Regions from separate parts of the Homo sapiens genome. Here region 2 is linked to region 1. Evidence: read pairs that join two places in POLR2A ChIA-PET (ENCODE). Cell type or tissue: OCI-LY7. All regions are shown on one strand. Links, peaks and the distances in the headings refer to the core of each region. The heading gives the core; the rest is flanking DNA.

Evidence for each region. Peaks named below come from ENCODE experiments on the same cell type or tissue, not always from the same donor. Only the 100,000 strongest peaks of a DNase experiment are listed, where the experiment ranks them.
Region 2: POLR2A ChIA-PET joins it to region 1 with 7 read pairs; 5 of 35 experiments call an interaction of 5 or more read pairs at or near these places.

The regions. Positions count from the first base shown.
Region 1 is chr9:35,909,620-35,912,529 of GRCh38, reverse strand. It overlaps SPAAR (small regulatory polypeptide of amino acid response), which reads right to left. Exons shown (of 2, transcript NM_001348107.3): 2 at 844-2,373. The coding sequence starts at 2,066. The coding sequence ends at 1,839. Among named protein-coding and RNA genes, the nearest start is that of SPAAR, 1.6 kb to the right of the region's middle. RefSeq lists a silencer at 1,405-1,484 and an enhancer at 1,488-2,368. In OCI-LY7, for the core only: CTCF peaks have their summits at 1,253 and 1,458 (motif pointing right); a DNase peak (open chromatin) is centred at 1,469.
Region 2 is chr9:36,001,696-36,004,605 of GRCh38, reverse strand. It overlaps the pseudogene OR13C7. Among named protein-coding and RNA genes, the nearest start is that of RECK, 34 kb to the left of the region's middle. In OCI-LY7, for the core only: no CTCF peak of the experiment used is centred there; no DNase peak of the experiment used is centred there.

The DNA.
Region 1 (2,910 bases), core at 156-2,655:
TGGAAACATAGTGAAATCCCATCTCTACAAGAAAAGGATTTTTTAATTAGCTAGGCACGGTGGCATGCACCTATAGTCCCAGCCACTCAGGAGGCGGAGGTGGGAGGATTGACTGAGCCCTGGAATTTGAGGCTGCAGTGACCTATGATCACACGACTGCACTCTGGCCCAGGTGGCAGAGTGAGATCCCATCTCCTAAAATAAAATAAAATAAAATAAAATAAAATAAAAATAATAAAATAGGAAGGGCTTCAAGACCTGCCTCAGCTGCAGAGAGCTGCCCTGGCTGAGGTCAGACCCTGGGAGAGGGGAGAGGGACTCAGAGACGGAGCAAAGGTGGGGATATGAAGGACCTGCATCACGGTTTGACTTCTTCCTCTGCCCAATCCTGCTTCTTCCTTCTCCCCTTTGTAGGTGTTGATCCCTGACAAATATCTTGCACCCGAACTTTGTCTCACTGTTCGCTTTTAGAGAACACAGCCCTCAAAAGTTCTCTTCCCTCCGTCTCCAGGGCCTCCCCACATGTGCCGTTCCCTTCTCTGTGCATCTCTGAAGGCCCTGCGTCGAGGGCTGGTGTCAGGAGTGTCCAGGACATGGTCCCAGGAGCTCCTGGACCTGGGCTGAGCCTCGCCCACCATGCTCCTCCCCATCCCTCTCCGTCAGCCTCACTCTCCCCACCACTTCCCCCTCCCCGCGTGCACCTCTCCAGCTCCAAGCCACTCTGAAAGCCCTTCCCATGGCAGCCACATGGCAAGGGCAGCCTGTCTGGACACCCTTAGAGGCCAGAGCCCCCCTAAAGCTCAGTCCTGCCCCCCTCAACAAACAGGTCCTGGGAGAGCCATCTATTCAGGGCTGGATACAGACATAAGAGCCAGGAGGCTCACAATTTTGCACCCTTCAAACCAAACTCCTTAAATATAGCATGGCATTTATTCCATGGCCATGGGAGAATGGGTTTTCTGTTAATAAAAACTGAATATCCCCTTATTTGTGATGAAAACAAGAGCTTTGAATGTAACATAACATTTTAACTTGTCTGGAATTATCTTTCAGTTCCTGATTTTTCTGTCACTCCGAAGTGACACAAGTCATTCACATTCTCTAAGAATAGGAGTGACCTGTTGGAATATAGCAATAAAGTCTCATTAAAAATATGTTTAAAATATCTTATTTCTGGCTTTCCTGTTAATAAAACATATTGTACTTTCTGTGGCTCTTATTTTCTCTTCTGTTTCCTTTTGTGGTTTTTCTAATCAGATTTGGAAAGGCCCATAAAAGGATATACATTTTCAATTCTAAGGTAAATAACTTGTTCTCAGGAAGCAGCTCTTTGGTTTCAGAATTTCAGGGCTGATTTCAGGCAACTGGCAGGGAGCAGGCCTCGAGGTTGGGTTCTGTGCAATGTGCAAAAGTAATCAATTAGGAGCAAGTAAGAAGCGGTTTCTAGAAATGTCCACTTGAGGGTGCTGCGTGCCCAGGTGGCAACAGAACCAGCATCATAGGCACACCGTTTACAATAAATTCCAGTGATATTTCAGTTCCTGGTGTAGATCAGCAGAGCCGGCCCACCGTGCACTCCGGCGCTGTCTGTTCACTCACTCCTCAGAGCTCTCCTAAGCCCCATCCTGTGGGTCAACCCCAGCTGGGCTGTCCCAATAACAAGGATCCCTGAGGCTGGAGGGCACAGAAGGCTGGAATGGGAGGAGACGGGAAGTTCACAGGTTACTGGAGGGGAAGGACAGGGAGAAGGCCCTGGGAGGAGGGGAAGGCCAGGGAAGGCTTGCTGAGGAGCGGGTGAGTCTGACCCATCAGCACAGCAAATCCTGGGGACTCGGGCGTCACATGAAGGTCCAGAAGTCCTGGGCACTTGGCACTGGCTGGGCATGGCGAACAGGCCCCGTGAAGAGAGAAGCTTCCTGGCGAAACGTGGCCACCGTGAAGCTGCGGCCAGGACCCCCCTGAGGATCCTGGGCCCTTGAGTCACAGCTGAAGCAGCAGAGGACGCAGGTGATGGCCACAGTCACCACGAACAGCACCACCACCACCCCAATCACTGCCGTTTCCATGGCCCACTGAGCAACCTTAGGTCCTCTCGGAGCCTTCGCTCCCATCCAGAACAGGAGGCTCTTCGCGATCGCAGGTGCCCCGTGCTCCTCCGGCGGCTCTCCTTCCGTCTCCTAAGAAGATGCTGCTCTGAGTCCCTGGGTCGCTCCTGCTCCAGGCCTTCGGGCGCTGCCACGTGGCCCCACTGCTGAAATCTCAGATGATCTCTGTCTATTTTCTAAGCCTCAGGCCATGCCTCCAAGAGCTGTGGTCAGCTCCATGTCAGCTTCTAGAAGAAGCACTGTCCTGGAAGACGTGAGCACAGATTCCCTGGACACAGAGAAGGTGGAGAGGAGGGGTCAGAAGACGTTGCACAGAGACAGCCTAGCCAGCGCTGGCCCTCCGGTGACGCCTACAGATTTCAAGAGCAAGTTACGCCCAGACCAAAGACAAAATACTCCCCCTACTATGGATGCAGGAGGAGCCCGGCTCCTCCCCAGGAGGGACCTTGGGCCAGTCCTTCAATTGGCCTATCTGCTGCCTCCCCAGCCCCTGGCCCTGTGCTGGGGGCAGGGACATGAGGAGGGAGGAAGGCATGCGCCAGCTCTGGGCAAGGCAGGGGACACTCACGGGTCACCCCAGGTGCCAGGGCCTTTAGTGGGGGCTGGAGGCAGGGGCAGGTTGCATTTGGCGTCCTTTTCTGCATGGCGCTGGGATCATGCAGTTTAGATAGAGTATCAGGTGCTTCCCCGGGAATCCCTGCCCTGTCCATGACCGTGGGGCTCTTTACCCGGAGGTCCCGGAAGAGCCTTCTTAGATGCCGGCCTCACCCACCCTCTTTGCTGCCTGCTTAGCCCGTTGCTCACA
Region 2 (2,910 bases), core at 210-2,709, 92 kb before region 1:
TTGATTCCTGTGTAGACACTCACCCCGACTGCCTTAGTTACCAAAGAAAACTATAGAGTTCCAGAAATTGTGAGCCACTGTGGGTTTCTGGGGCCAGCCTCCTATTTATCTTCATGAAACATCAGATTCAAATATTAGAGACATATTGAAATTTCCAGAGCATGAAGTTACCTTGGAACCCTCTCCCCTTTCCCTTGCATCTCTCCATGTCCAGTCTCCTCTTTTCCTGAAAGACCCAGCTGGGGCTGGTGTTGCCCATGAGAAAGATCTTGGGCAACAACTGGAGTTTGTTTTATATAAAAATTGTCTAATGAGAAGAAATAGTTATAAGGTGAGGATTCACAATTAATCAAGTCACTAGTATTTGGCACAAAGTTGGGGGAACATGGAGCAAACTTTAAGTCACCTTTCTGATCAAAGTTTAACGAGATAAATTGCCTTGTAGGATATAGCATCCCTAAATGAATGTGTTATGTGTTTTCGTCACTGATCACATGTGTTACATTATCATAGTCATCATTTTAAACCTTGTGCATTCGGTGTCCTGTGGCCCCAAAATAATTTTTTATTTTGTTGTCTCTTTTTTCTTGGAAATAAATATTGTGGACTTTCAAAACTGTTTTCTAATGTCTTAGCCAGACTGGAACCCCAGACCAGATGCACTGGTCCTATGCAAGGCAAAGAATGTTGAGTTTGGACCTCTTAAGTATTTCCTTCAGTTGACAGAGGAGATACACTATGGTAAGTGCCAATCAGACAGCCTCTGTGACCGAGTTTATTCTCCTGGGCCTCTCTGCCCACCCAAAGCTGGAGAAAACGTTCTTTGTGCTCATCCTGCTGATGTACCTGGTGATCCTACTGGGCAATGGGGTCCTCATCCTGATGACTGTGTCCAACTCCCACCTGCACATGCCCATGTACTTCTTCCTGGGGAACCTCTCCTTCCTGGACATCTGCTATACAACATCCTCAGTCCCCCTCATCCTTGACAGCTTCTTGACCCCCAGGAAAACCATCTCCTTCTCAGCCTGTGCAGTGCAGATGTTCCTCTCCTTTGCCATGGGAGCCACAGAGTGTGTTCTCCTGAGCATGATGGCGTTTGATCGCTACGTGGCCATCTGCAACCCCCTTAGGTACCCTGTGGTCATGAGCAAGGCTGCCTACATGCCCATAAGGCTGCCGGCTCCTGGGTAGCTGGAAGCACTGCTTCCATGGTGCAGACATCCCTTGCAATGAGGCTGCCCTTCTGTGGAGACAACATCATCAACCACTTCACCTGTGAGATTCTGGCTGTCCTGAAGTTGGCCTGTGCTGATATCTCTGTCAATGTGATCAGTATGGGAGTGACCAATGTGATCTTCCTGGGGGTCCCGGTTCTGTTCATCTCTTTCTCCTATGTCTTCATCATTGCCACCATCCTGAGGATCCCCTCAGCTGAGGGGAGGAAAAAGGCCTTCTCCACCTGCTCTGCCCACCTCACAGTCGTGGTCATCTTCTATGGGACCATCCTCTTCATGTATGGGAAGCCCAAGTCTAAGGACCCGCTGGGGGCAGACAAGCAAGACCTTGCAGACAAACTCATTTCCCTTTTCTATGGGGTGGTGACCCCCATGCTCAACCCCATCATCTACAGCCTGAGGAACAAGGATGTAAAGGCTGCTGTGAGGGACTTGATATTTCAGAAATGCTTTGCCTAGTGATGTTTGGGGGAACAGATGTCCTCATAGCTCTTTGCCTCTTGGTTGCTTTCACCCACAAATCTCAGAAGAGCATGCTCCCTAAAGAAGATACATGTGAAGAATGACTACCAGAAAATTGAAATACTCATGTAATAGAGCACTTTAGCTGTGATTGGACCCAATTAAAATGTTGAAACCTAGAACCCAGGGGGAGTGTGTCTTGAGGGGATGGAAGCAGAATGCTGCTGGATACACAAGGAATGACTTTTCTGTTTCTCCACTGTTCAAGTCTGAATTCACCTTTGTGAGCAGATGGTTCCTCTGTTTCGGGAAAAACACCCTCGGGTACCTTTCTGTTACAAAAATGTAAAGCCAAGATTCTACTCTTGAAAGGAGGCACTGAAGACACCATGGGACAGAACTTCATGACCCTGCCCACCTCCCTAGCACAGTGCTTCCCAACCTGTGTCTTGCCATGGAGCACGTAGAAAACCATGGGATGTGTAGGCACCCTGGGGTGAGTGGATGAGTCTTTTCATGGCTGAAGGCAATTCACCTGGGGGCTTAGGTCACTACAGGTTCTGCTTAGTAATCCCAGGAGGACTCTGAGCTTGGTACATCTGTACCCTGTGGCACATTAGCTGAAATGTTCTGCCTGAAGCAGAATGTGTCTTCCCTTAGCCCCTGCTGAAAGGACAGTCATGCTCTCTCCTTTGGCTATAGATAATTGGCGAGTTGACCCAAACTGGGCAAACCATATTTTCTGTCCAAGGAATTTGGAATTTGGACGTAGAGACACCTCATAGTTGGCACAAAGCTCTTGAACTCATAGACCACGTAAAGGGGGCACAAATGTGGCCCTGTGTCTAGCAAGGAAGAGAAAGCTGGTCTGCAGAGAGAAAGGATAAAGCAAATGCAGAAAGAAGACCAGACCTACATGAAACAGAAATAAAGCCTGCAATATTTAGGCTAGGTATTGGAGAAGGTTTTTTCTTTTATTTTATGGGAAAATTTAATCTTGTAGAAAGAATAATAGGTATTCATCTTCCAGATCCAAAGATGATCTGCTCATGGCTGGTGTGTGTGTGTGTGTGTGTGTGTGTGTGTGTGTGTGTGTAATTTTTAATTTTTTAAATTTTCCTGGGTACATAGTAGCTATATATATTTATGGAGTATATGGGATATTTAAATACAGGCATGCAACGTGTAATAATCACATCAGGGTAAATGG